Regions from separate parts of the Homo sapiens genome. Here region 1 is linked to region 2. A link is an interaction called in ENCODE POLR2A ChIA-PET data of the cell type or tissue named here. Cell type or tissue: endothelial cell of umbilical vein. All regions are shown on one strand. Links, peaks and the distances in the headings refer to the core of each region. The heading gives the core; the rest is flanking DNA. Region 1 overlaps FGF18 (fibroblast growth factor 18). Region 2 overlaps FBXW11 (F-box and WD repeat domain containing 11).

What was found. ChIA-PET counts read pairs that join two places held together with the same protein. Peaks named below come from ENCODE experiments on the same cell type or tissue, not always from the same donor. Only the 100,000 strongest peaks of a DNase experiment are listed, where the experiment ranks them.
Region 1: POLR2A ChIA-PET joins it to region 2 with 5 read pairs; 2 of 35 experiments call an interaction of 5 or more read pairs at or near these places.

The regions. Positions count from the first base shown.
Region 1 is chr5:171,442,851-171,457,727 of GRCh38, reverse strand. It overlaps FGF18 (fibroblast growth factor 18), which reads right to left. Exons shown (of 5, transcript NM_003862.3): 4 at 8,475-8,581; 5 at 102-1,189. The coding sequence ends at 923. Among named protein-coding and RNA genes, the nearest start is that of FGF18, 31 kb to the right of the region's middle. RefSeq lists enhancers at 3,028-3,529, 6,194-6,765, 11,510-12,076. In endothelial cell of umbilical vein, for the core only: no CTCF peak of the experiment used is centred there; DNase peaks (open chromatin) are centred at 6,737 and 7,117; H3K4me3 peaks cover 575 bases; H3K27ac peaks cover 1,845 bases.
Region 2 is chr5:171,850,793-171,865,669 of GRCh38, reverse strand. FBXW11 (F-box and WD repeat domain containing 11) reads left to right here. Exons shown (of 14, transcript NM_001378974.1): 14 at 1,569-4,121. Among named protein-coding and RNA genes, the nearest start is that of SMIM23, 72 kb to the right of the region's middle. In endothelial cell of umbilical vein, for the core only: a CTCF peak has its summit at 7,188 (motif pointing right); no DNase peak of the experiment used is centred there.

The DNA of each region.
Region 1 (14,877 bases), core at 3,888-8,887, 410 kb after region 2:
CTAGCTCTCAGTGCAAAGACCACAGACCAACCAGAAAGCATGAGACACAGAGGCCACCCTGCCCCCGCCCTGCCACCAGCCACCAGCCACCACTCGCCTCATGGTTTTTTAAATAATTTGTCTGTTGTTTTTAATTGTTGAGGCAGTAATACTTGGTTCATGAAACTGCAATATACAGAGAGGTGAAATAAATAGCTTATATATATATAATATATATAATATAGCTGGTTTTAAAATATTCCCTTATCATTGGTGTACTAGGTCACGTGAGTCACGGAAGGTCGATAGCAGCATCCTCCAGAACTGCGAGCAAGGCAGGGTCACCATGATTGGACGAGGCGTCTGTCGTCGGGAGGTCGAGGCGCGGAGAATTCCCAGGGGCACGCCTTCCCTGCGCGGTGTCTCGGGGCAGCTTGCAGCGGACAATAAATAAATGACTGCAAACCAGAGAGCGATTTTTGTTGGAGTTTGGGGCAGGAACAGAGGATTGGGAAAGTTAGGGGGAGTTTGTTGGTGGGCGGAGTACTACTTTCTCTTTGTTTTTCTTTTTTTTTGTTTTTTTTTTTTTTCCTTTCAGAACCTTTGGGAAAAAGGACTTTGGTTTCTCAAAGTGTTGGTTTCCTCATTCAAGTCCTCCTCTGGGGACGAGTTTAGAGTTGTCTGTTCCTAGAGAGAGACAAGCACCTGTGGGTTGACTACAGTCCCTTTGCGTGAGTCTTTTGTCATCGGGGGTTTCAAGTCAACAATAAAATCCTTATCACCCCTCCCCCCAAGAGTTTTGGTTCAGTTTTTGTCTTCTTTTAAACACAATGTACAAAAATAGAGCTTCTTCCTTATTTTTCATGTAAAAATATTCCTCTGATGCAGTTTTCTGGGAGTGTGAGTGTGGCCAGGGCGACCTGAGGGGCCGCGGCGGGGTGGCCTAGGCAGGGTGTGTGGGCCGGATCCGACGGGACCTCTTGGTCACCGTCGTGTACTTGAAGGGCTTCTGAAGCTCCGGCTGCCCCTTGGGGTAGCGCTTCATGAAATGCACGTCCTGCTGGTTCTCCCGGGTCTTGGGGCCCTTCCGCGGCCGCCCCTTCTTGGTGAAGCCCACGTACCAGCCGGAGTACTTAGCCGACATCAGGGCCGTGTAGTTGTTCTCCAGAACCTTCTCGATGAACACACACTCCTTGCTGGTGCCATCGGGCTGCAGGGGAGAGAGGGGGAGTGTTCAAGAAAAAAATGACTCAGTTATGCTTGCCAAAGCACAGCGAGGAAGGTTTTATTCAGGACCATTGCGATTGTTGTAGGGACAACTGTAATGAAGTTTTGCAGTGGGGGAGAGAGATTGAGCTTAACTCTGAATATGGCACAGGCAGGTGGGGGTTTATAGCCAAGGAGCAGAGTGGAAAATGACTAAGAGGAAACATCGAGGGTGTAGGGGATTCTGGCTAAAGCCACCTAACAGAGACTTTGCTGAGGACAGGCCAGGGTGACCAGACATCACCTGAGGGATGGAGGAGGATGAGGACCCTGATCATATATCAAGAGTGGGGGATCCTTGCTAAACTGACTTAGCAGGGCTCTTGCTAAAACTGGATTTTACAAAGAAGTGCACAGATGGGCATAAGAGAAGGTTCAGGAGCCTGACTCTAGTTTGGCCGAGTGAAGACTCTTTGTTAGGAGGAGAGAGAGGAGACAGCAGGTACAAGGGGCATGGGCAGGAGGCTGTGGCTGGGGCAGCATAGGACAGAGAGCCTTCACTTCCTGGATCTGTGGAGTAAACTTTTGTTACTGGCCCCTGCATCTTTCCCCCACCCTCCAATTAGGTAACAGACTCCCATTGTCATTCAGAAATCTATTCCTTCCCCACTCTCCACCCAGATAGCCCAATGGCTCCACTTCATCCCTACCAGAGCAAGACATCCAGACACTATTTTCCCTGTGGCTTCAGTGATTGGCTCACAGGTGAGCAAGTGACCCAAGCCATCCAATCAGTGTTCCTTGAGACCTTTTCTAGGCAACCCCAAACATAGGTGGATTTAAACCAGAGGAGTTTGTAAGGCTGAAGCAGAGGCAGCCACTTTATCACCATGAGGGGAGATCCTGTCTGACAGTGAAGCCAGCACAGATGAAGCAAAGTCAAGGAGGAGAGAAGGACAGAAACTACGTCCTGGTCACATCATTTGGGCTCTAGATCCAGCCACGTCTGAAGCTCACATTACCTCACGGTTATGTGGGCCAATGATGGTTCGTTTCCTTTAAAACAGGTGATACTGTGTTCTATCGCTTACAACAGAAATGAGTCCTGATAGATTTGCATAAAACCTGACATTAAATCAGCTACTCAGCTGTAACTCAACTCCACTGTGATCTAGTTAAATACAAATTACATGTCATGTGGGATGTGGTGCATTTTAATACTTGGTATGAAGAAAGGTGGGGCCTCCAAAAATAAGAGATTTCGCATGGCCAAACTCCAAACTGTGCCGTCGGTTGTGGGATCTCAGGCTCCTGGGCCGATGTGTGAACTCCCTTGGGAGCCTGGGTCTGCTGGACAAGGAGCACTAGATTTGGAGTCAGAAAACAAACGACCTCTAACACTTCCCTTGTGTAACCTCAGGCCAGTCAGTCCCACTCTGTAAACCTCAAATTCCTCACCTACCTAATGGGAACAATGACTCCTGCATCATAGAGACACTGTAGGAGTGATGCTTATAAATGAATCTGACACACAGTAGGAGCTTGCTAGATTATTCCTGAACGGCAGCTGTTCCCGACAGGGCTGGCGTGCCTTCCTTGGATCTGATCTGGACAGGGGGTGGTGAGGAGGCAGGGTGTTAGTCTCCTCTCTGAGACAGCCGAATTGCTCGATGGGGAAGAGTGGGAAACACAAAGTTGGAAGGCCTGAATTAGCAGCACTTGAGTTTCCAACTAACATCTCCAAATTTAGGCCGGGCCCACTCCTCGTTACGGACGGATGCCCAGCCAAGCTGGAAGCCCAGCGGTCTGGCTGTGTGTGGAGACTGAGGTGCGAGTTCCAGCCTTTTGTTTGAAGTGGAAAACAGGCTGGAGCTTCCAGGAACGTTCACCTTTGAGCAGAGGGCAAGCTTGGGCCCTCCAGACAAAGTGCTGAACTTTGCAGAAAGGGACAGGCAGGGTAAGAAAACACTCTCTGGAAGATGAGATCTTTCGAGGAGGCTGCAGAACAGGCATGGGCAGACCTGGGACACACACGTGGGACCCAGAGGACAGTATGGGTGGCGTGAGCAGCGAAGGTCTACTGTGAGGAAAGCCAGGGTAAGTGTGCAAGGCAGGTGGAGAGGAGTGGTCCCTGGGCTCTGGGTACCCCATGGAAAATTCTGGAAGCTGTGTGTGCAACCTGAATCCAGGTTCTTTGCCTGGTCTCAACCAAATAGTTGGAGCAAACAGAACAAAGGCTACACCATGATGCTCCCCCATCCTAGAATACCTGCCACTGCCTGGAAAATGGCTTTCATCCCTCCAGGCTCAGCTCAAAAACTGCCTCCTCTGGGAAGCCTTCCAGGACTTCCCTTTATCTCCCTGGACAATTCTTCTTCCTCATTCAAGACTCCATTCAAGCGTCAAGCCTTAATGGGCTCACATACTCCATCTTCTGAACCCCATTTCTCCTCCCCATGCCCCAACAGAGAAATTCCATATCTGCCTGCCTCCGCATTAGCCCAAGTGCCTGCTGAGGTCAGGGCTGCTTCTCAGTTCTCTTGTTGCTGAGCACAGGTCTTAGCTCAAGACAGGGGTGCCCCGAGCATTTGGGGTTGAACGCATTTTCATTAGGATGGAAACGGTGGGATGACACATGAAAGGGGTTTCCTCCTGAAGAAAACAGACTCTCCCTCCTGGATCTGTTATAAATGTCCCAGAGACAAGCAGAAGCTATGAGAGGTCCCTCCTGAGACACACTGATTAGGGAGACAAAGCAAGCTGAGCCCTAGAAATTGTCTCGCACACTTGGTCTCCCTACTCAGTCATTAACCATTTATTGATTGCCAACTACAGGCCAAACATTGCTACTTCCATTACTGCATTTCATCCTCTTCTTCAGCTCTGCTTGGTAGAAGAAAGCAGAGCTCAGAAGCAAATCGGCCTTGCCCAGGGTCATGGAGATTCTAAGTGGCAGAGCTGGGATTTGAACCTGCCCTAGCCACTGCAGCTCACTTCTCCTCTGCCCAGTTCCAAAGAGGTCCACAAGGGGGAAAGGTGAGGAGCAGGTGCTGCCCATCAAAACATCTCGCCTCCCCCAGGCCCACATAGCCACCATTGGCACAAAGCGAGGTTTTGGATGTACAAGGAGCTACCCAGTGCCAGTCACGCGGGCTCAATGCATGTCTGGGTTTACTTAAAAGGGCTGAAGAGCTAGGCTTTGGGCTGAAATTCACGAATCTTGGGAACCAGCCCTGGGGCTATGATGATCACAAGTTCCCCTGCGTGACCTCAGGCAAAAATGGATAAGAAGCTAACAGCAGGCTACATCCGGGCTTGACGCTTGCCTCTGCTCCTGGCTACCTCTATGACCCTGCTCACCACAGCAGAGACTCCAAAAACAAAAACACCTGTGCTTGGGCCCGACCCCCGGAAACTCTGACTTAATTGGTTCAGGCAAGGCAGAAGCATCAGTATGTAGAGAGTAAGTGAATATTCCATCCCAGAACCCTGATGATGTAGCAGAATTTGATCTCTTTCCTACTACCACCTCCAACCTCTTGCTTCCCAAACTGGAGCCCTAGTCCTTCCATTTGATCTGAAGACGGAATCCTGATGACCTCATCTGGCCCCTAGATCCAGTCTTACCTGAAACTAGAACTACCCCCTGGACTGTTGGTTTTTGTTGTTGTTGTTTGCTATATAAGCCCCGTATTCCCTTTTTGCTTAAGGCATTTTAGGTTAAGTTTCAGCCATTTGCAACCAAAGCCATCTTAACAAAGATGTGCTGGTGGGCAGAGCACTCCCCTGCCCTGAAAAGGTCTGTGGCTCTATGTTGCCCCAAAAAGGACTCATCAGTGATCGCAATAGGTGGTGGCAGATGAGAAAAATACAATCTGGGTTGCGTCTCCAGAGATGGGGAAAAAAATGCCTAGCACATCATGCTAGACACTCAACAACTGTTTACAAAATGAAAGGAAGCGCCACCTCCTGGGCCAGGTGACATGGGTTCCAGAGGGTAGCAAGGAGAAGGGGGGCCGCCTGAACATGCAGGGGCTGGGGACACAGCTTTGGCATCTGATTGGTACAATGCAGCAGAAAGAGTAACTCCAGCAAGGGCCTGCAACCTCTGGAAAGCTCTGTCAAGGGCTCAATGCAGGTACCCTTGCTGTGGCCAGAGATGTGCAGGGTTGGCACACAGATGGCCCAAGGAAGCTGCCCCATTGAGCCACTCCAAAGGAGTTGGCACTGGAGCTGAGACCAGGCGTTCCCACAGGTGAAGAAGTGACCTCGTGACCTGGCTCCAAAGGGGAAAGGGACTAACACTTAGCAAGTGCCTACCTGCTTACTAAGTGCCCAGATTATCATTCCCATTTTACAGATGACGACGCTGAGGCTCAGCAAGGCCAGGGCGCTTAGACTCCCTTGGGTTGATGTGAATAATTCAGGCTGTAGCTTAAGAGTCAATCCACAGACAGCAGGAACCATGTTTCTATTTCTTTGGTGCCCCCGGAGCCCTTTGGCCAGGTACACAGAACTCAGATGAATGGATGCAGAATCCGCCCTCAGGGAGTTCCCAGTGTGACAGAGGATGCAGGCACAAAGACAAACAGTGACAACCCAGGTTAGCAGACAGGCAACAGAGGGCTGTGCGAGGGACTGTGGGGCTCCGGGGTGGGTGGGCTGACAGAGGGGTCAGGGAATGACCAGCCAGGACTCAGGGCAAGTGGACAGAGGGAAGGGCAGTCCCGGCAGAGGGCACAGCATGGACAGTGCCCGAAGGCCCCGTCCATGGAACAGCGGTGCTCAGTGCCACGCATCTGGAGCATAAGGAATCCATGTGCCCGGGGAGGCTCCCCAGGGCCTTCGGTGTCCCATAGCAAGGTGGGAGGACCCATGGATGGGTTTGGAGCTGGGTGGGGGTGGAGGGCAGGTCATGTGCCGCCCTCCAATGCCGTATGTGCTGTAGAAAGCCGAAGGTGGGCAGCGGGGAAAGGCCTGGAGATGCAGAAGCCACACGCCAGGCGGCTGGGGCAACGATTTCCGGGATGGTAGGAGGCCAGAACAGAGGCGGTGGCAGGGGTTAGGGCAGGAGGGGACACCCAGGGCCTAAGGTACGACTGGGCAGGGAGGCTGTGGAGAGGACCGCAGCCCAGGAGCCAGATTCCCGCCTCGGGGGCCAGAGAGCGAGGGGGCGCTGGGCGGGGCAGAGGTCAAGCCTGGACAGGTGGATTTGGTGGCGTCCTCGAGTCCCCCGGGTGGGCCCAGAAGACAGGAGGCTGGCAAGGGTTGGGGTCGGGCGTGGAGGCCTGGGCGGGAGCGGGGGAGGCGCCGGGGGCCGGGGCCGGGCCTCCCTCCGCTGCGCCAGGGTGCGCCGCGCCAGCTGAACCGTCACCAATATTAATGACGGGAGAGAGGGCGAGGGGGCAGGAAATCGGAGCCGGCTCCTGTGGAAGCGGTGACTCAGCGGCTCGCCCGCGGGCGGGAGGCGGCCGGCGGCGGGGTGGGGGGGCGGCCCGAGGGGACGGGGCTGCTCTTTTGACCCCCGCGCAGCCCTCCTGGGGTCAAGATGCCGGGAACAGCACGCAGACGGCGAGGGCGGGCCGCGGCGTGGGCACGGGCACTGGCGGGTGCCGCTGGCCCCTGCTGGGGGAGAAAGAAAAACGAGCCGAAAACTCAAAGCAGGTTGGGCCTGGGAGGCGGCCCAGGCGGGCAGGAGAACAAAGCGCCTGACGCGGGGCTGGGCCGCGCCGCCACAGGAAACGACCGGCCAGGCCAGGGGGACCGGCCAGGCTAGGGGGACCCGGCGCCCGCGCCCCAGTCCGTGGCCCCGGCCCCGGCCCCGACCCCCCTCGCCGGCCGGCCAGCCTCGCAACGGCGGAAAGTGAATCACTAATTAAAACCACTCCTCGGCATCCCGGAGCCGCGCTCTGCGGATTACTATTATTTTGCTCTTTGAGAAGCCTCAGTTGGTGTGGGCAGTGCGGCTGGAATCTTTTCCTTCCAAACCGGGCTTTGAATCCCGCCGAGCTGTAGTGTGGGACCTGGGACAAGTGCCCGGGCGTGGCCAAGCCTCGGCTTCCTCATCTGTGGAATGGGGATGGTAGCGGTGGCAGCCTCCTGGGATTCACTGGGAGCGTTTCAGTTCAGTGCCGGGCAGAAAGTCAGTGCTCAATTAGCGGAAGCTATTATGACAGTAATTATTAACAAAATAATGCGACAATGCCCTGGCTGGGATCTCTGGCCTGTTACATCCTCCCCAGCCTCTTGGTATGGGGGAAAGGGAGAGGGATAAGACTTGGGGGATTCAAAAAATCAAAAACATGGCTTCAGCAAGACTGAAGTCATCTCCCCCACCCCCAACAAGATGTAATGAACCGCAAATAATCAGCCAGGGCATTGCCCCCAAGCACAAGCCCATCCCCCTTAGAATCCAGGCCTACCCTCCACCCCACTCCACCTGTCCAGGCAAAACCCCCTCAACCCTGGTTGTACAAACTGCATATGGGAGTCAGTCCCTGCAGAGAGAAGGGGACAGAGAACCTGACCCTACCATAGAGCTCCTGTGGATAACACCTTCCATTGGAACACCCAGAGGAAGCCAGTTCATGACTTTTGCAAACAAGCGCACCCAGGAAACGAACAGGGGTGCTGAGAAGCAGCATCATTGGAGACTCAGATCCCCACACACGTGGGTCTCCCCAACCCGAGGGTCCCCCCAACCTGCACCCCCACTCCTGCCCCCACCCTAATTTGTTAAATGCAGCTCTCTTGCCAGTTTCAAAGTAATAAAATCTTTCTGAAATGCTAGAACCAAGAGGCCCAGCGCTGACGAGGCGGCCAGGTTCCAGAGGTCACTGCTGCAGGACGGTAAGCCCCTGGCAATTGTTAAAACGATCGATGCAGCCACAGCCCTTGGCCTGCCGGTTCCTTGCTCCCAGACGTCAGGGACATGTAGCCGGGGTGCCCCAGAGCCCCTCAAGGATTCTCCCACTACCAAGCAAGCCAGAGCTCCACACCCAACAGGAGAGACACAGCCATGGATACCTCAGCCTGGTGAGTTCAAGTGCCCGGGGAAGAGAAGTGGGGGATGGGATGGGGTGAAAGGAAGAGATTACAGTCTCTCTCTCTCTCTCCTGTCTCTCTCTCTCTCTCTCTCTCTCACACACACACACACACACACACACACACACACACACACACGGCCTGTTTTCCATTTGGGACTGACAGTGCCCTGGACACATTGTTCCAGCTCCCAGAGCTGCCAGAGGGGAACCCGAAGTTCCCGGGAATCCCAAACCATCACTCACCTTCCCCACGAGCTTGCCTTTGCGGTTCATGCACAGGTAGAATTCCGTCTCCTTGCCCTTGATCCGGACTTGACTACCGAAGGTGTCTGTCTCCACTAGGAGCTGGGCTTCGAAAGGCAGAAGGAGAACAAGACACATTTTATTACCAGGGGCAATGGCTTGGTCTAAAGGCTCAGTGACATGGTCCCTGGTCCTATCTTTGGTCCCTCACTCCCCCAAAATCAGGCATGGGGAGGCCTAACAAGTCCCACAGGACAGATGCCTAAATAACCACAGAGAAGTCAGAGAAGTAGCTGTCCCCTGCCCCTCAGGCAGGGAGATGGAAGCTGCCTATCACCTGTTCCCTTTCCTCCAGCCTCTCTTGGCTCCACTTGGGATCCAGATGGCTCCAGCCAGAAGGGAGTTCTGCCCCCTGTGGCTGAACACCAGTGTGCCCTTCTACCCATCGTCACCCACCTTCCCTAGCCCCTCAACTCTATTCCACCAAACAGGACAAAGAACCGTGCAAAAAACCCATTTCCCAAAGCAGGACAGACGGCCATACAAAAAGGCCATTCTCCCAAGCAGGACAGGCGGCCATGCAAATAACCCCATCCCCCAAACCCAAAGCAAGACAGACAATCACAAAAATAACCCCATTCCCCAAATCAGGACAGATGCCATACAAATAACCACAGAGAAGTAGCTAAGGGGACCAAGGGGACAGATAGATACAGATGCAGGCATGTGCACGCACACCTCCCCTGCCTTTCAGGACGTCAAGCTATTTCCTCCAAAAGTTAGGTCTGTGGCCCCTTCCTGCAGGGCAAACATCTGGAGCCCCTGCTAGTGCCCCCGGCACCTTTAACCTGCCTATTCATAGCAGGAAGGGCACAGGGAGTGAGGTGCGAGCTCCCTAGGAAAGGGTATGCAGGATATTCCACTGCCGTCCATGGAGGCCACCAAAGCTGAAGGGTAACTAACTCCCAGGAGCCCAGAAATCCCAATCAGGACCGGATCCCCACTGGGATTCCCCCCAGGGTGGGAGACCCCATGCTACACCATCCATGCTCCACAGAGCCTCCCTCAGGATGAGGGGTCCAGAGCTGATCCCCCAAAGCCCTGCCTGAACAAGGACATCAAGCAGGCAAAGAGTGACTGTCCCTTGATTAGGTATGCTGTGTCCAAATCTTTTCCTCTCACTCCACCAGCCCACATTTTTCTCCCCAGTACGCTGCTGCGTGACTTTGGGTAGGCCACGCGCCCTCTCTTAGCTCTCTCTCCTCTCTGGTCTTAAACCGCTGTGCCTGACTCCCCAGTACCAGCTGCTTTATTTGCCTGTGACCGCCCCACTCCCAATTCGTGCACTCTTTTCCCTGACCCCTTGCTTCCTAGCCCCTGCCCCTCCCTCACCCACAAAAGTTTAATTTCAGTGACAAGGGACTTGCTTCTCCATAACAAAAATCATAGCCCCAAATTCCTGAGTACAGTATCCTTGGAGCCACAAAGAGTATACCTCAGTGCCCCTAAAATACACTAGGTATGATTTTAATAAAAAAATTTACAAATATAGACCCTGGTGCCCTGCTGTGAAAATTAAAACCATCTGGAACTTGAGATTTCCAATAATTAATCTAGCCCTCCTTTGACACCACTACTAATTAAAATACGATACCCACCTTTCCAAGAGGGAAAAAAAGAAGAATTTACATAAAATTTAAAGATCTAACAAGAATTTAGTAACTCTAGAAACAGGGGGAGGCACATTCTTCTCTCCACCTCCCCCCAGCCCTAGTCAACACTGACTCAGGGATATTAACCAACGCTGAGATGGCGGTGGGCACAAGCCCTTGATCCTCCTTGTTCCCCTTAAGTCAAACTCCGTCATTTCCTCTGTGAGCTCCCTCCCCAGGGCCAAACATCACAGCAGCTCTGAAACTTGCTTTCTCCATCTCTTCGTAAAGATCAGGCCCCACAGGGGGTGAGGAGTTATGGGGGAATCAGGACAATTTCAGGTGCTTCTGATGAGGGGAAAAGGTGAGAGCTTTGGGGTGCACAAATCTGGATATGAATCCCTGGCCCCAACTGTATGACTGTGGCCCTCAGTTTCTTCTCCTGTAAAATGGGGGTATAATCTTCAATAGTTATTGGGAGGATTATACAAAATGATGCTGTGAAGAGCTTAGCACTCTGTTCTCAGGGAGGGAAAACTCAGTAAATGTTGTTTAAGTTTCCTACAAACTGCAAAAACCAAACTGTTTTCCCAAAAGAAAAGAAAAACGAAAATATAGTGGAAGGATATCGGATGTGTCTGCAAGGGTGGAGGAGCAGCAAAGCTTCCCTCCCCAGGTCTTGCACTATGACCTGAACTTCCCAGCATCCTTGAGGGCTGCAGACATCCCACACTGCAAAATGGACCAGAAAATGCCTGGGGCTGGGGCTCACCGGGTCTAGTTTCATTCTGGCATTGCCGTCCTAGGCTATGTGACCTTGAGTAAGCCATACCCCACTCTGAGCCTCAGTTTCCCTACCTGTGCAAGGGGGAGGGGCTCGACCCTACTCTCCTTCTCCTTGGGATTAGGAAGTGGGGTCTAGCAGAGGGGCAGGGATGGGAGATGCAGGAAGTAGGTAAAGCCACTGAGCTGGGGCCCAGACAACCCCAAGTAGGCCCAAGGGAGAGACTCCCTCTTGGCCCTTCCCAGCACACGCCTGGACCTCTGTCCTCAGAACAGTTCCTGCTATGCTCCCCTTACAGTGCACTGAAGCCATCCATCCTGAGATTGGGTGTCTTTGTCCCCATTTTACAGTGTAGGAAACTTAGGTTCAGAGCAGCACCCAGTAACAGGGACTGACCTCAGGACTGCCTGCCTCTTTCTACTGGGGCCTGGGCTCCAGGGGAGAGGCCCCCAGGTCTGGAGGGACAGGCCTCCCAGCACAACCCCCACCCCTCACCAGCCAGGGCCACCGCAGGAAGCCCTGGCCTTTGCCTGAGCTGTCCAAAGGGCCTGGGGCAGAGGTTGCACCTCCACCCACCACAAGCCTAGCCACCCCCACCCCAGCATGGGGAGGGTCTGCGCCTGGCCGTCACGCCAGGGGAGCCAGAAGTCTGTTCTCTCCCCGACCGCAGCATGCGATGGAGTGACCTAGACTCCACTCAGCACATGACATCATGAGGAGGGAGCCGGGCCAGAATTATGTAAAGTCTTTGGGGAGTAATAGCAGCAGCAGTTCTCAGAGAAAGAGAGAGAGGGAGAGAGAAAATGAGACAGAGAGAGAGAGACAGGAGAAGGAGAAGAGAGAGACACCACCCAGGCCAGGTCCTCAGCATCACGCATCCACTCCCATGACCCAAGCCCCCAGGATGCTGCTCTCAAGAGCTGGAAACCTCATCCGGGCTCAGGCACAGCTCCATTTGTGGGGCCTGCACCAGGCCAGGCGGAGGAGTTGATGACATTATCTCACCCTGCTCATCAGACTTCCTCACTGCCCTGGCCGGGCCACCGTCCCCTCCAGCCTGCACAACTCAACAGCCCCTTCCCCTTGCCACTCTCACCCCCATCCATCTCTCCTCTACACCACAGCCAGAGAAATCCTTTAAAAATATAAATTTGCCAGGCGCTGTGGCTCATGCCTGTAATCCTAGCACTTTGGGAGGCCAAGGCGGGTGGATCACCTGAGGTCAGGAGTTCGACACCAGCCTGGCCAACATGATGAAACCCCATCTCTACTAAAAAAAAAAACCACAAAAATTAGCCGGGCATTGTGGCGCACACCTGTAGTCCCAGCTACTCAGAAGGCTGAGGCAGGAGAATCACTTGAACCCAGGAGGCAGAGTTTGCAGTGAGCCGAGATCATGCCACTGCACTCCAGCCTGGGCGAAAGAGTGAGACTCCATCTCAAAACATACAACAAAAAATATATAAATTTAGTTGTGTCCCTTCTCTGCTAAAGACCTCCTAGGGATCCCCAACCCACATAGAAGAACATGTAAACTCTTCAATGGGACCCGCAAAGGGCACACAGCCTGGACCCTGTGGACCAGCCCTGCCTCCCTTCCTTGCCTCTCCCCTCTAGCACACCAAGCACGCTCCCACCACAGGGCTTTTGCACATGTCGTTCCTCTGCCTGGAGGCTGCTTTGCCCAGAGCTTCCAGAGTGGCTCCTCATCTCCTAGGTTGTGGTGCAAATATTGCCCCTCAGAGAGGCCTTCCCAGACCATGATGTCTAATGCTGGCAGCACCCTCCCCAGTCCAGCCCTACCCCATTCCCCTGCTCCATTTTCCTGAGAGCTCTTCTCCGAAACTCTTATTTTTATTGTCGGTCTCCACCCAGCAGAAAGTAAGCTCCACGAGGACAAGAACCTATCTGTCTTATCACCACTCTGACTTCCAGCGCCTATCCCACGCCCGGCTCAGAGTGAGCGACCAGTAAGCCAGTTTTAATAAGCTCATCAACAGCCTTGTGGTGTGGAGATGACTAACACCATTCACTGGCTAATGAAAATGAAATTCAGGGAGGTGAAGTGGCTTGCCTGAGTCACATGGCTGGGAAGAGCAGGGTAAGGTCTGAGTCCAGCGTCTGATTCCATGGTCAGTGCCCTTCACCACTGTGCGCCTTCCTGGTGCGACTCTCGGTGCCACTTGCAAGAACCATGGGCTCCCACCCACCCATCCCCAGCCTCAGTGACACAGCGAAAGACCTTTTCCCTTCTGGGCCAGATCTAGGTAACCTCTGAGGCCTCTTTCAGTTCTGCCCCTATGGAAAGTATCAGTAACTGACATTTCTTTAGAGCTTATGATGTGCTGGGCATTGTCCTAACTACCTTACATGCATTATCTCATTTAATTCTTACCACCATCCCAGGAGGTTAGAACTATTGTTATTATCCCCAATTTACAGGTGAGAAAACCGAGTCCCACAGTCACACAGTGATGGAGCTGAGATCCAAGCCCAGGCAGTCTGACCCAGAAGTCTTGGGCTTTGCCTGTCTACCCCACCCCTCACTTCTCAGAGGCCCCAGTCCCTTTCCTGGGGAGCGAGTGAGTGAACAGCGAAGGAGGCAGGGGAGGTCTTCTCTTTGACCCCACTTTCTTTGGGCAGAAGTTAGTGGATGGGGATGTCCACCTTCCCTCAGCTCCACTTCCAAATGACTTTGAGGAAGGAGGGAGTCCCCAGGGTCACCCTGAGAAAGATACCTTTGATACCGGGAGATGGGAAACCCTCAGGACCACCCAGGGCTGGGCTGCGACCACAGCCAGAGAGAGGCAAAGAAGGTTTCAGATCTGATGAAGAGGAGAAAAGGCTGCATGAAACAAGAGGAGGAATACAAAATGGGAAGCTCCAGGCCACAGCTGCCCCGGAAGGAAGGCCCACAGAGCCTGTCTCCCCAGGGCTCCGCACAGAGCAGGAGCCCAGAGGCCACCCAGGGCTGGGGCCAAGGAGAGTGGCAGAAAGAAAAATGGCTCAAAGGATCTGCTCCCTTCTCCGGCATCCAGAAAGGAGAGCAGCAAAGGGGGAAAGAGTGCAGGAAGGGAGCTGGAGACAAAACTCTTTCTACAAAAAACTCATGTTGTCTCTCCCCACTTTAATGCCTGCAGCAAAAATGACTAAAGAATGATGATAACAGGCCAGGCGCGGTGGCTCACGCCTGTAATCCCAGCACTTTGGGAGGCCAAGGTGGGTGGATCACAAGATCAGGAATCGAGACCATCCTGGCTAACACGGTGAAACCCTGTCTCTGCTAAAAAAAAAAAAAAAAAAAAAAAAAAAAAAATGATGATAACAGTGAATACTTATCTGAGCATATACCATGTGTCAAGCAATGTTAAGATGTTAAGAGTGTGAACGTGGGGCCGGGCACTCATGCCCGTAACCCCAGCACTTTGGGAGGCCAAGGTGGGCACATCACCTGAGGTCAGGAGTTCGAGAGCAGCCTGACCGACGTGGTGAAACCCTGTCTCTAATAAAAATAAAAAAAATTAGCTGGGTGTGGTGGCACATGCCTGTAATCCCAGCTACTTGGGAGGCTGAGGCAGGAGAATCACTTGAACCTTGGAGGCAGAGGTTGCAATGAGCCGAGATTGCACCACTGCACTCCAGCCTGGGCTATAGGGCGAGACTCCATCTAAAAAAAAAAAAAGTGTGTGAATGTGGAATATCTCATTTGACCATCACAACAGCCCTATGAGGTAGGAACTATTATGCCATTTTACAGATGAAGAAACTGAATCAGTGTAAGTTAATAGAGCAGTTAAATTGCTTGACCAGAGTCTCACAGTAGGACCAGGATTTGAACACAGGCAGAGCAAGGCCAGAGCCAGTTTGAGACAGATGGAGATTCAGACCAAGGTACGCAGGCAGACAGAGGACAGACCTTACGCAGGCTGGTGATGACAGAAAAGGGAAGTGGCATTGACTGACTGAT
Region 2 (14,877 bases), core at 3,789-8,788:
AAGCCAAAAGAAGAAAGTAAACTCCTGCTCGTGGTTTACCACTAACTCCTTTTTATAGATCCTTTCAGGCTTTTTAAAATGACGCTTTATAACTGTACATTTTCAAATGTGTTTTTCTTCTTTATTGTGAAATGCTTGCATGTTAGTAATGTATTTGTCCAAATTATTCCTAATTGCCAAATTATATTAGATTGTTTGGATATGCTCTGTTGTTACATATTTATCCTCCCCAACCCCCAGTTTTTAGTGATTATAAAAAACAATGCTATGATCATTCTTTTAACCTAATATTTGTCCAACCCTTTATCATCTTTGGAGGGATTCTGGAAATGTCTGGAGGGTCTGGGTTAAAAGGTATCACGTTTGAAGACTTTTTTTTTTTTTTTAATTATACTTTAAGTTCTAGGGTACATGTGCGTATGTAGGTCATTTTGCCCTCCAGAAGAGTTCAGTCAGTTTATGCTCCCCTCAGCAGCATTTGAGAGTGTCCACTTCTGGTCCTGGGGCATTAATGTTTTTGAAATAATTCAGGTTCCCTTAAATATCCTTAATGGGAAAACAGTAGCAAATGAAATTGAATCTTAAATTCATTGAGAAGACTTAAGATTCTTGATCTTTGTGTAAATTGACAACTTTCTGGGAAAATCACCTTTTAAAAAAAGCATTCAAGCTTTAAAAAGTCTCTCTTGCTTTTTTTTTTTTTTTTGCCACCTAAGGTGACTTTAGACTTTCTGGCCAGTGGTTTAGTGCATCACTTATTGTGACAGTATCTGAGTGGGTTTTGACTTTATTTTGATTTAGAATAGAAAATGTCAGCCTGCATTGTATGTAAAAATGATAAATATTGTGAATATCAGTATTCTCATGAATATTGTTTTTTTGTGTGTGTGTGTACATATTTACATACATGATGAATGTAGAAATTGTGATTAAAATGTGTTTCAGACTCAAAGCCATAGTCAAAAAATTATGGAACATTCAGTGGCCTTTCCCCCATACTGTTGTTGTTTTACCAATGATTTACTTATTAAAAAGGAAGTAATTTCTGATTACTAGCATTCTATTTTAGAAAGGCTAATTTTTGCATATTTTTGTTTCCTTGTGATCGATGAGGGCTCTCGTGAGGATGTGAGACTGGCCTCTTGTAGGTTCTGAATGTCATAAAAGATTATGCTAAATATAAAATCGAATGTGAAGCATCTTTTGTTATATGTGTACTTTTTCAGAGCAGTACTGAGAGAGTGATAGGTTATAGGGTCAGCCCTCTCCTTGAATCCCCTCTCTGTCACTTGTTGACTCTTTGAACCAAACACTTAGCCTTTCTGAGCCTTAGTTCTCTTATTTGTGAAGCAGGTGTCATAATAGTTTCTTCCTCACAGGATTGTTGTGAGGTTGAAATAAATGTGATACCTGGTATGTAGTACACTCAGAACAACTTACAGCTTCTGCTGTTAATGCTAATAAGTTTTGCATGTAGCTGTGTGCAGGGGGTGGAGTGGAGTGTGTGTATTCTCATCTAAACGGAATGTTCACCCACACTCCCTTTGCTTCTGTTTTTCTTTCCTCAGGGTTTTCTAGTCTTGAACTACTGGCTACGTGGCTACCAAATGCCTAAGGGAGTTCGTTCACAGCTGAGTTATGAAGCTGGAATTGGTTCTAGACGCTGGGTAGATGCAAAGCAGCCTAACTCTTCAAGTACCGACATTTCTCACCTCTGATTCCGGCTCTCCTTTGAGAAGGAGACCTTAGCTTCCCCGGCTTCAAGTAGAACAGAAGCCCGTTTCCTTCCCTCATCAGTGAAAAAATCTAATGTTTCAAATGTAAATTGTTCATAGAAAAGGAACATAGAATCTGTTTTACAGAAGTAAATCGACCGTCAAGAGAAGACTTGGCCTCTAATTTATATTGCTTTGCACTTTGGTTTGATATTAAGAAACAGCATTCTTCTTCAGTGAAATTTTGGGTGCCAAACACCTACCCAGAATGTCCAGGGCTTTCATTTTCAAAAGTTAGCATTCTCCTTTTGACCGTCCAAGTCATTATGAATTCTGACTTGTTGTATTAGGAACATGTTGGACAGTGGAAAATTTTCTCTGGATTGTTTTAGTAATATTTTTGGGATTATACTTCCTTTCTGTACCAATTTCTTTTAATTTAAAGAACTATAAGTCAGTTATATTATCTACCAACAGGTAATATAGCTCTTTCTTTTATTAACTGTTCTCTGTCCCCCAACCATCTCCTGATATTTGGTAGAGTAACACCTTTATACGTGTGCTTGCCTCCTAATTTAAAATACTGTATTCGCATGTAGATATAATGTACATAACAGTTTAACCTCAAAGTTGCTGGAGTCAGGGCCCCCTGTGCTTGAGACACTAATACAGAGTGTGTTCGCACTTAGCCATGGGCTGGGCTCAAGAACCTGATACCTGGGTTGATGTGGATTACCTAGAACCCTTCCTGCAGTATTCATACAGTGTTTTTATTTTGTTGTTGTCATTGCGTGTGTGTGGTTTGTGTGTGTTTTTAATGAGAATCTTGTTTTAAAATGTAATTTCTAAGGTTTAACACCAAAATGTTTTATTTGTTGTGGAGTATATATTATACAATAGAGAGGTACCTTAAACATTTTTTGTTCTTATTCTTTTTCTCATAAGTACTCCTGAGTACAAGTGGTCACCTCCCATAGTATTCATTTGGCTTCGCTGTCAAAAATCATTATTCTGTGCAGTCGTGGCCCTGGGAAGGGGAAATAAGAAGGCCCTGTTGACGGGCTGTCTTGGCTCTGGAATTCATGCATCCTGGCCTTGCCAAGGTTCTGGCAGGGCCTGCTGGTGTGTTGGAGCCTGCAGGGCAGGTCAGGCTGGTTCAGAGGCCCATGCTGAGGGGTGGGTGCTCTGAAGTGGAGTGAAGCCTCAAGCCCATGAATGCCACCCCAGTCATCTCTGGTGTCAGCTGCTGCTGTGGCCCCAGCAGGTTCTCAAAGCTCCCAAGTCCTCCCTACGACACAGCCCAAATGTGTAAATGGCACTGTTGCCCTGACAGTGCATGGAAAGGACGTTGGCATCCAATTGGCACTCCTTCTCCCTTATTCAATATTAGGTTTGATTTGCCCTTCGCCATTGTTTCCAAAGATCAAGGAATGTCAATAACATTTTAAAGGACCAATAAACAGCCTCCTATAAAGTAAACCTCTTCCCGTGGAAGCACACTCTACTACTAAAGGGAAGGCCCTGGGCTCTGATTTGTCCTTTGCATTGAGAACGGTGTGGGGATCAGTGTGTGTGTATGTGATTTGTTTATTGAGTTGGCTTTGCTTTTTTAGTTTTTCTTTTAAAAATAAAATCCTTCCTTCCCATGTTACTAAATTAATTTATGTTTTTGAGAGGTTGAGTCTCAAAGTGTAAACAATAAACCTCCATTCATAAGGTGGATGTTGTAAGCTTGATGGTGGTTGTGAAAGTGATTTAGCTTTGACCACTTTTCATCCTACAGCTTCAATATCAAACTGGTTAGGAAAGCCCAGGGGGAAGGGAGGGGGCAGGGGAGGAGGCAATTCTGAATGAATGAATGGATTTTTTGTTGTTTTTGCATGTTTAATATAGAAGTTCCCCTCGTTCCTTGGGAGATGATGGCCTTTGAATATGCAGACAACCTTTGAATTGTGCCTACTAAATTATAGCAGGGGACTTTGGCACCCAAGGAGTTCTGACTTTCTGGGATTATAATAGTAATTCCCAGCCATACTCTGGACTTTATTTTGCTAACCATAACTGAGCAAATGTAAATTACTGCTATATTAATGTTTTAAAGCACTGGGATAGTCTAATTCTAACTTGTAATTAATTATGTTTGCCAATTATCTGTTTGAAATAAATTTGTGTCTGAACAGCTATTGAAACTGTTAAATTGTACAGATATTATTCATGACAGCTTTGTACTGTGGAATGTGCTTAATAAAAAACAAAAAAGTTTGACTTTTGTCCAGTAAATTGCTAAGTAATGTCAATAAATCGAGTATGGGTATTATGCAGTGCACCTAATCTGGCTTCATGCAATTGTTACTTCAGCTACTGATTCAAAGCCAATACTCTTAATAAAGTGTTGCAATACTCTGACGTTCTGTTAAGAAATTTTTCAAAGAAACTGTTAAGTGCTGTTAGGAATTCAGTGACATACAATTAAAATTTATAGATCTTTAGAATCATCTGTTCTGTAAAATGAGTTTGAAGGCAAACTGGTTTTGGCGTGTGAGAATGTTGTAGTAGATGATATGATTCCTTGTCTTGGGCTTTTGCCGAAAGCTAGCTTGAACTTCAGGAGTTAGCTGAGGGCTAGCTAAGAACTCTTGCCCTGCAAATCTGCTTCCCACACATAATTAATTGCTTCACAAGTTACTGTCAACATGAAAATGGCCTCTGAGACATCCCAAGTGGCTTTCAGGTGTGAGTGGATCCTCCCCTTCTTGAAGAAGGGCCATGGAGGTGTGAGGGGCAGTTTCGCAGCCCTCTCCACCATAGCATCAGAAATGAATAGTTTTGTGTGTGCAAGTGTGTCACTGGTAGAGTATTGAAGCAGAAAAAGTCGAGTTAGTATCTGTAGGATTCTACTCAGAAATTCTATTCAGTAGGACTGAGTAGAAGCTGAGTTTTTTTGATAGCTAGGCTAAACTTCCCCCATTAGTCAACCCAGTTGGTAATGCGGACTTTTTGCATGAGATTAGAGTATTTCTATGTAATTGTTCCCACCCGTTTTTCTTGTAGAAAACGTTTTTCAAATGTGTCATGCATGTGGTTAAGAGAACCAATTTACAAATCACAAAAAGATAAGAGTAAAAAGTAATTTTTCCTCTCCCCCTTAACCCCCAGTCCCTCAAATGATGGTTAACCAGTTTCTTTCATGTCCTTCAATAGATACCCTCTTTTCTATACACAGCTTGCTCTTCCAGCCGGTGAAGACTCTGGGAGCTTGTCTTGTAGTGCTAAGATATTGGGGCTCCTGCTGGCTTGTTGCACAGAGCTGAATCCAACACTTTGTAGGCACTCAGTCAGCATCTGTGGGATGACTGAGTATATGGCCATCTCAAGGTGTTTACCTGCCCACAGATAGGACGACGGACCCCATACACCAAATGCACTAATTCAGTAATTTAAAAATTATATTGGTTAGGTGTAGCCATGTGAAAGATTTGTAGGGCAGGTCATAAGTAACTTTTTCTTAGTGCGTGCCAGGTAAACTGGAAAGTAGAATCCTATAAATGAGATTGTACATTATTTTCAGCTTTGTGGTCATCTGCTTATCCTTTCTCTAGGAATTGTTTGATTTTATTGCTCAGAGTATGTGAGTTATTACTGGACTGGCCTGGGAGAACCTGGAAATTACAAGGCCAAAGACTTGAGTGGGGACAGATTTAGGAACAGCTTAAACTTGATGTTCTGGTGAGATCTCAGTGTGTACAACTTAAGCTGTCTCTACCCTTCACCACCACCTTCAGATCCAGTGGACTTTGCCATTTCTCGCAGGCTGTGTTTGTACTTCCAAATACCACCAACGCAGGGGATTGGGAAGGATTATTTTTTTAAGCATCTAGCTCTGTTGCCCAGGTTGGAGTGCAGTGGTGCAGTCATAGCTCACTGCAGCCTCGAACTCTAGGACTCAAGGGATCCTCCTGCCTCAGCCTCCCAAATTGCCGAGATTACAGGCTTGAGCCATCACGCCCAGTGGGAGGGATGTTCTTAGAACACCATTGAGACCATCCTGTGGGGGCCACTTCTCTACCGAATGGCAGAGAGGAAAGAGCCTGGGCTTTGGGGCCCAGAGATCTAGCTCAGGATTGGAGCCCTGCCACCTAATTGGCAGCAGGTCCCACGGGCAAGGGCATTTATTATCCTGAACCCAAACTCCTCAGCTGGGGAGCAGAGACAGTGTTTTAAGATTACTATGGGGATGAAATGACATCTCTAAAGTGCCTAGCACAGTGCCTTGCAGCTTCAACTTAGACATTTAAACAAAGGGAACAGAATGCTCAGAGGGGAGGAAGGGACAGGAGTTAGTGGAATCTGGGGTGTCGTGCTGTCAAATAAACGTGCTCAGGCAAACCTGAAGCCTGTCTGGACCTCTTGAGGGGAAATACAGGAGCTGACCCTGAGGACTGGTCCCAATGAGGACTTGAGTTTGTAATCAGGGCCTGGTTTGTTCAGTGGGTGGAAGAAAGGGAGATGGGCCAGTGAATAGGTTTATACTGAGTTATATTTGTTAGTTTTATTATTACAAATAATTATAAAGGTAGTCAACCTATCATATCCCCAGCTAGTATTTCTGGGAAGAGAATGAGGTCTAAACATGTCACTGTCCTCAGTGAATTGTATTGTCTCCAGAGGGGACGGGAAAATTTCATGCCTTCAGGGTGTGTATAGGTGGTGGGTGATGGTGGGGAAGAGGTTGGATCATGCCAGCTACAGCAAGAATGAAGATAAGTGAGTGAATAAAAAATAAAGATTCGTGGGTGCCAGGCTGCTGGTGAGGGCTTTGTGTACTCTCATCCTTCCAGTAGCCCTGCATGGTTTATGTTCTTACCGTTTTATGGTTGAAGATACTGAGGCTTGGATCTGTCTTTGGGAGCGGCTGAACTTAGTGTTGATTCTGGTCTGCCTTGGGGGCCACAGCTGGCCTCTTAGCGCGCTGCCCTAGCATCTCCCTCTTCATGCTCCGTGGGCCCCTGGATGCCCGCAGAGTCTCTCTGAAGAGCCAGGCTCAGACTGTGTGGTCCCTTGGCACCCACAGACCCTCTGCCCTTCTCTTCTCCCCTCCACTGATATGTCCCTGGCATATGTTCTTGGTGTGTCTTCAACAGTGCACAAAGTGCGATGGAGTGCAAGGGGCCGGACAGGTGCAGGGGGACCCGACTGTGGCCGGCCCTGTGGGCCATTCTGAGGGGTGGGGGCTCCATCCTGGGGGCAGGGGCAACCACTGGCTGGTTTTAGGCTCAGGAGTGACCAATTAGAAAGCTAGAGTTAAGATTCAGGAGAGAGATGCTAAGGTCCAGAATAGGGAACATGAGGAGGTGAGAGAGGGTGTTGGGAGCCACGGGGCTTAGTGTGGAGGGAGCTGGAGGCGCTGACAACAGCATTCATATTCAGTGCGTGTCTCCTGGGTGCCACTAGATGGGGCTATAATGGAAGAAGACACAAGGTCCCTGCTCTCAGGAAGCTTCCGTTCTAGAAGAAAGAAACAGTGCGCAGTGATTGCTGTAGTGTCCACAAACATGCATTTACAAGATAAATTCAGATAGTGTTGATTGCCGTGAAGAGGTTACACTGGGCAGTGGTTAGGTGTGGCCTGGGGGACGTTGGATCCAAGATCTCAATAAGCAGGCGCTGGTCATGCACTGAGCTGGGACAGGATGATGTTCTAGGCTGCGGGCGTGGACACACGCCAAGGCCTTGAGGTGGGGATTTCTGGAGTGGGCAATGGGCTGCAGGGGTGTCCAGCTCTCCCAGATAAGGGAATTGGGGTTGATCCGGGGGGTGGAAGGGGGATGCATTTGGATGTGGACATTGGAGGGGCCCCAGAGAGGTTTGAGTGGAGCCCCTGGGCTGCCTAGAAGAGAAGGAGAGAAGTGGTGGTTTCAGAAGAAAGAGCCCAGAGGAACATCTGCATTTAGGAAAGGGGCACGGGAGGACAAGCCTGTGACAAAGGTGGGAAGGAGCAGCGGGAGAGGCAGGAGCGTGATACCCAGCAGTCTTTGCAGGGCCTGTGGACGCTCTCAGGACTTGGAAACTCTCTTTTGCAAACACTTGCCTCCAAGCTGCCTGGGCCTCCTGGGGAACAATGCCTGTCCACTAATCACACCGCAGGACACCTAATCCCGCTTCACACTTCTTCCAAGACAGCACCACACTCTCCTAACGGCCAGGGCTCTGGCAGCAATAACAAACAGGCGCCCGGGAATAGCTTCTCCACTCCGGCCCTTGCCTGGCTTGTCCTTGGGAACGCTCCCTGCAGCCCATCTGCACAAACAGACGGGGGCCAGGTCTGTGCCTCAGGAATGAAGAGATAAAAGGGACCATCGGGGCTTTTTCCACCAAAGGCGAAAGCATTTTATTGAACGGGCTGCGAGTTTTTGTTTCAGGAAATTTCATCATGTCTCCAAGAAGAGGAGGGGGAAAAAAGAGAGAGAGAGAGAGAGAGAGAGAGAGAGAGAGAGAGAGAGAGAGGTGGGCAAGGGGAGAAAAAGAGAGAGAGAGGGAGAGAAGTTAATTGGCCTCAGATTTTCTCACTCCCTTTTCATGTTGGTAACACGAGGCAGCCCAGGTCAGACTCAGGTCAGCGACGTTTGGGCTCTTTAGTGCCCCTCTGTGAATACCTCATTTCTGTAATAGTTTTTCCTTTAAAAACAGCTCTGCCTTCTTTGGCAGATGGTGACATTCCATTAGCATATGGAATATTTTTCAAAACACATCCGAAAGCATGTCTCTTACGGAGGAGACTGGGCAAAGCGAACGAATGTCTGAAAAGTATGTTGGGAGCAACTCAACATTTAACAGAAGGCCTCACTCCCGCCTTCGCCCCCGGCCTCTCCATAGTCTCTCCTGGGTTGTTACCGTAACCAAAAGGAGACAGGAGGATGTTCCCCAAAGCTTAGTCTGTTGGCTTCCCTGGGACTGTCCCAGTATACAGGGTAGCTGGAGGGAGGCTGAACCCAGGATAAGAACATGATTCTTGGCCTGGATTGGATGTTGGCAAACCATGTGGATGTGGCATTGGGGCAGTGACGGATATCTTGCACACTGAGCACCTATTATGTGCTAGACGCTGTGGGTAACATACATTATGGTCTTTCCTGCTGAAATCCATCTAGCACACAGTGGGCACATGTCAGAGCATGTCACCCCCCTGCCCAGTACTCCCCAGTGACTGCCACTGTGCTTAGAATCAAGTTCAAACTCCTTGTTATGGTCTGCAGTAATCTGAGCCTTCCCTGCTTCCATGCCATTTTATGTCATGCTTTCCTCTCTCACTCCCACTCCAGCGACATGAGCTTTCTTTCCGTTCTTTTTTTCTAGCTCAGGGCCTTTGCACGCACTGCATGCATTTCCCCAGCTATTTGCACGGCTGCTTCCTCATCATTCAGGTCTCAGCCCAAGTACTGCCCCCAAAGAGGAGGCTTCTCTGACCAGACAATCTAAATTATCCCACATTACCCCCTATTGCATCCTGCGTTCCACTTACTCTATAGTACTTACCATTACTTTATTTGTTGACTTGTATTTATTCAAGACACATTTATTGAAGGCCTACTATGTGCTGGGTGCTAAGCTAGGCCGTGACAAAACGGACAAATATCCCTGCCTCCAGGAAGCCTACGTTATGACACAGCAAGGCGGATGAGGAACAAATGCCATGCTTCTTGACTTTCCTTACCAGAAATGTCACCTGAAGTACCAGGACCTTGTTTGTCTTGTTCAGAGACCATTTTGGGAAGTGGTAATCACAGAGCTCAAGAAATTGTAGTTAAACGAAGAACTGAGCCCACATTTTATAAACAATTGCATTGAGGCATAGACAGGAAGTGGCTTTCAAGATTGCTCCGCTAGTAAAACAGCAGAGCCAGGATCTGAACCTTGCTCCTTCTGACGCTGAGGCTGGCCATCCATGCCGCCTGCCCGGCCCAGGCATCTTGCCAGGTGCCTTCCCCACTACTTCCTTCTCCTCAGCCCAATATCTAGGTCCTCCCCCACTCCCTACATCCCAGCTGGCTTATCCCGGGGCTGTTCTCTAGCATCCTGCTCTCAGTAGGGTGACTTGCTGTCTGCAACACGTTGGGTAACATCCTTTGACTCTTTGAGCCCCAGTTTCCTCGTCAAAATGAGAATATGAGCCACAGTAGATCTGCTAAGGCACATACAATTCTATTATCCTGGCTTCTGACCAACCCCTCTGTAAATTACGTTCAATAAGAGGTGATAAATAAGAGGTTAAAAAATAATTTTGATTTCTGCAGTCCCAACTGAATAGCAATGACCCATGTAGTCTCAGCTGCTTCCTCCTCTCAGACCAGTATTCCCAGCCCTCCACTCTGCTCACTCTATTGATCCAGGGCTAGAAGTCCCATTCAACTGGCTTCTGCAAAGAAGGGCGTTTATTGGCTTGTGTCACACATACCCAAGGAATGGGCTGGTCGCAGGCATGGCTGGATCTAGGAGCTCCAACTGTGTCATCAGCTCTTGGGCCTCACCTCCTTGCCTCTCTGTCTGGCTCTCCTTTCTCACAGTTTCATTCTAAAGCAGGCTTGCTTCCACATGGTATCCAGGTGGCTGCCAGCAGCCCCAAGAGCATGTCCTATCCTTTGAGTGTCTCTGGTGGAGCAAAATCTCTTCCCAGCAGCCGCAAGAGCATGTCCTATCCTTTGAGCATCTGTGGTGGAGCAAAATCTCTTCCCAGCAGCCCCAAAGAGTCATGGGACTAAGTGTCCTTGGCTCAGGTAGAATCATGTGCCCACCCTTAAAACCCACGGAAATAATCCCTGGTGGTCAGGGTTGGGGTCGACCCCACACAAACCACACGGGCTGAGAATGGAAGGGAGGCAGATCCCCAGAGGATTAGGATTCTGGGGTCCAAGCAAAAAGGGGAATGGAGGCTGGCCAGTGTCCCCTGCTGCTGCCACTAGGCACGCCTTTTCCTGTGGGAAATGACTACTTTTGCATGTTCGTCAAGGCCTAGCTCAAATATCACCTCCTCCCTGGTCCACAGAGCAGGAGCTAAAAGCCCTCAGCCCCTGAACTCTTTTTGAGCCGTTTTCACTTTCTCTTTGGTATTTTAGCTTTTAATGTGCACGAGCAGAAAGGGTCAAAATAGTCTGCCTTTGGGGTCAGAAAAGTTTGGGTTTGAATCTCATCGACGCTCTTCAGGGGTAAGGTGACCAAGGACAGGGCGCGGCTCCTTTCTAATCAGTCCTCCCTCCCGGACCTGCTCGGAGCATTCAGTGAGATGAAGTGAGCCCAGCCAGGGTTTATGGAGGACTTTTGATTTCTTCCATGCCAGGACCCATGTTTTGGTCCTCTCTGTGTCTTCAGCCCCAGTCGCAGGTACTAATAACGCAGATGTGTTGAATGAACAAACTCCTGGATTCCAGAACTTTGGGCATGCAGTGGAGTTTCCCCTTTCATGATGCTCAGATTCTAAAGTGAGCACTGCAGGTGGAAAACCATAGAGTCCAAGATGCTTGAAAAACCCTTAAAATGTGGCTTCAATACAGTACACAGTGTGTATGGATGGGACCCAGTGCAGTGATTCCTGCACCCATTGAGAGTTTGAGTACCATCAAGCTGGCCAAGGGCAAAAAGAGAAAAGTCTACATGCAAGCACTCAGTCATGCAAATGATTCTGCTTTTAAACTAACTATTGGGAGGGATAGGGAAGTGAGAAGGAAGAGGGAGACAAGAAAAGGGTAAATCCTAAATTTTAAATTGCCTGCAAGTTTCATTCCATTCGCTTTTTTTTTTTTTTTTTTTTTTGAGATGGAGTTTCACTTTTGTTGTCCAGGCTGGAGTGCAGTGGCACCATCTTGGCTCACTGCAAACTCCGCCTCCCAGGTTCAAGCGATTCTCCTGCCTCAGCCTCCCAAGTAGCTGGGATTATAGGTGTGCACCACCATGCCCAGCTAACTGTGTATTTTTAGTAGAGACCAGGTTTCACCATGTTGGTCAGGCTGGCCTTGAACTCCTGACCTCAAGTGATCCACCCACCTTGGCCTCCCAAAGTGCTGGGATTACAGGCATGAGCCACCATGCCCGGCCCCGTTCTGCTTTACTATGTAGCCTTTGTCATAGCTTTACTATGTGTGAGGAAGCTTTGTTGTGGGGAGAACAACTGTGATCATACACATAACTAAATGGAAGAGCCTGTATAGCAGGACATGGGGGCTCAGTGAACCCAGTGGGATTTGAACCCAAGTCTTGCTGATAGATGCATGGTTCCTGGAAAGCTGTAGAGGAGTTCTGGGCCTCTGCTGCCTGTGGGACCCACTGGTGGCCTCACCAAACTGGCTCTCACCCTCATGCCCTGAGACAGCAGTCACTGAGACTTAGGTTCTAAAACTGCAAGTGAAATTCAAGGGGTATACAACATGGTTCCCTTTTTTCAAGAATTTCAATTTTTAGTTTGGATTCGGGGGCACATGTGCAGATTTGTTACCTGGGCATATTGCATAATGGTGAGGTTTGGGGTACGACTGATCCCATCACCCAGGTACTGAGCTCATACCCAATAGGTGGTTTTTCAACACGTATCCCCTCCCTCCCCCCGTCTAGCCATCCCCAGTGTCTACTCCTGCCATCTTGGTGTCCATGAGTATCCAAAGATGTGGTCCTGTGGCTGCTGCCCCCTCTGTAACTCTATTGGTTGGAGAGCAGAATTCAGGAAAGCAAAGTTGACCCTGGCCCCCTTTCTGTAAGCCTTGGTGGCATAATTTCATTACCCAGGCAAGTACATAACCTTGATTACCTTCCTCATCTTGACCCCCACCTCCCAAACCCCATTCAGCCCTGTCTAGAACTTCTGGATACAGCACGTGGCCTTATTTTTCCAGGAACAAGGTTCATTGTTGTGCTTCTGCGGTGCCCACCACATGATTTCTGGGACAGCCTTGTCAACCCTCTGGGTGTGATCTCAGCCAGAATGTGTCACGATGGCAGACATGGGATGAAAGGAACTGGGAAGAAAGGAACTGGGATGTTCAAATGGTCCTAGACTCCACAGGTGCCCTCAGAGGCGAAGGGGCTTCCTGCTGAAGCCCAGACCCATCCCAGCAGCATTTGGACAGGACTGTCATTACTACTGAGGTCCCACTTTTGGTGACTGTGGGGTTCCAAAACGGTGCCTTTCCCTGGGCGAAGTCAGGCTGAGCTGGCACTGGCTCTTCGAGGAGCAGCCGAACCCCAAGTTTCCCGTGCTGACTCACGGAATAAGAGCCAGGGCCGTGGGCCACCTGCCTGGGGTCTGCCCTGGTTGTGCCACGAGGTCAGGAATTTGGGCAGGCTTTTAGCTCTCAGATCCCTCCGTAGCCGGAGTTCACAAAAACTTCGCTGCATCACTCCAGTGTCAGCTTTTGGTTTCTTGAGCAACTTCTCCTCCGCCACCAATTTGCTGATTCACTCAGTCTCTTCCTATTTAAATCCAAAGGGACAGAGCCTGATCAGCTCCATGACTTGAAACTCCTGGGTGGGGCTTTTTGTTCCAGCGTCCTCATAGGTCACCAAGCAGCCAATGGATGCGCTGCTCTTGAGTTCAGGGGACCCTTTTGACCAATCAGGGGGCATTCCTTGTTCAAGCGCAGCCTAAAGCCATTTCCCTCCCCCTGGGCCTCCTGATGGGATGGTTTCCCTTAGGAGGGCACTCAGGTGTGGCTGACACCATCACTCACAGATCAGGACCCAAACTCCGCCAGGAGGCTCTGCTCCTCCCCATCCACCCCAGCTCCTTGCTAAGCTTTGACAAGGTCAGTATAACTGACTGAGATCCAAGGGACAAATGCGCCCGTGTTTCATGGCTCCTGGAAGTGAGAGGGCTCAGCAGGAAGGCATTGGATTCACAGAGCAACATCATCAGCTCTGCAGCCAGGTCTCTGACTCCTACTCATTACCGCAGTGTCTACTGGAGTCTGACTTATCTCTTTTTATTTTTAATTTTAATATTTTAATTTTTTGTAGAGAAAGGGGTCTCGCTGTGTTGCCCAAGCTGATCTTGAACTCCTGGCCTAAAGCATCCTCCTGCCTCAGCCTCCCAAAACGCTGGGATTACAGGCACGAGCCACCACGGCCAGCCCATGACTTATCTTTAAATCCCAGTAGGTAGCCCAATGCCTGGCACTTGGTTGGCCCTCAGGATACTTTTCTTGGAGTAGCCATAAATAAGTGGGTGCCCCAGGGAGGTTGGGATGAGCAATACTGAGAAGTTTAAGGCACAGTTCTCCTGCCAAAGCGGTTGGTCTCTTTCCACCGTCACCTGGTTTCCCTGGATCAGCTATTACATCTCATTAATATCTTATATTTCATTTTCTTTGTAGTTCCCTTGCAATGTTTCCCAATGTGTGTCCTGTGGGACAATAGTTCAGTGGAATATTAATTAAGTATTATAGTGCAAAGGGATTCTGAGATCAAGTGAGTTTGGGAAATAGCAAGTTAAAGAAAAGGAAGCAGGTTTATTTGCTGAGGGACTTATCAGAGCCTTTCATGTGTTCATGGATGTTGTTACCATCCACAAAGGTAACAGGGGCTTTCGTGTTTCCCACACCTTTTTGACCTTGAAATCATTATTTTTTCCCCTTTGAGTATCTCACAGGACTAGTGTTCTGAGGAGCAGTACACTGAGAAATGGTCCTCTAGACAGAGAGGAAATGCTGTCTTCCCCCTTTATTGGCTATGTGGGATTCGTATAATTTGCTTATTTGTCGGATCCATTATTGCTGGGTGTGGGAGAGCAGGCATGTGTTAGACTGTCCATCTTCAGAGAGGTTTCCTGCTCTTCCTGTTCGTCCAGTAGTTATGGGCTGTGATTGTTATGGTGATAGCAGGGAGGCTGCAGACCCCAGAGGGGATTAGGCATATCTGTGTGTAAACTTTGGGCAATGTCTTTCTTTCAACTGGGCTTGAATCACAGCATTGCATACCCTAAGAAAACATCATGAGGTATATAAAGTTCCCATACTCCCATTAAGTGGCCTGGTTTTCGTCTTTAAGTATGGTGGGGCTGGTAGGAGTAGAACACGGGATGATGTATCACTTCTCCTGGGTTTCTCAACCTCAGCACGACTGACATTTGGATGGGATCATTGTTTGTGGGGTCTGTCCTGTGCCTTGTAGGATATTTGGCGGC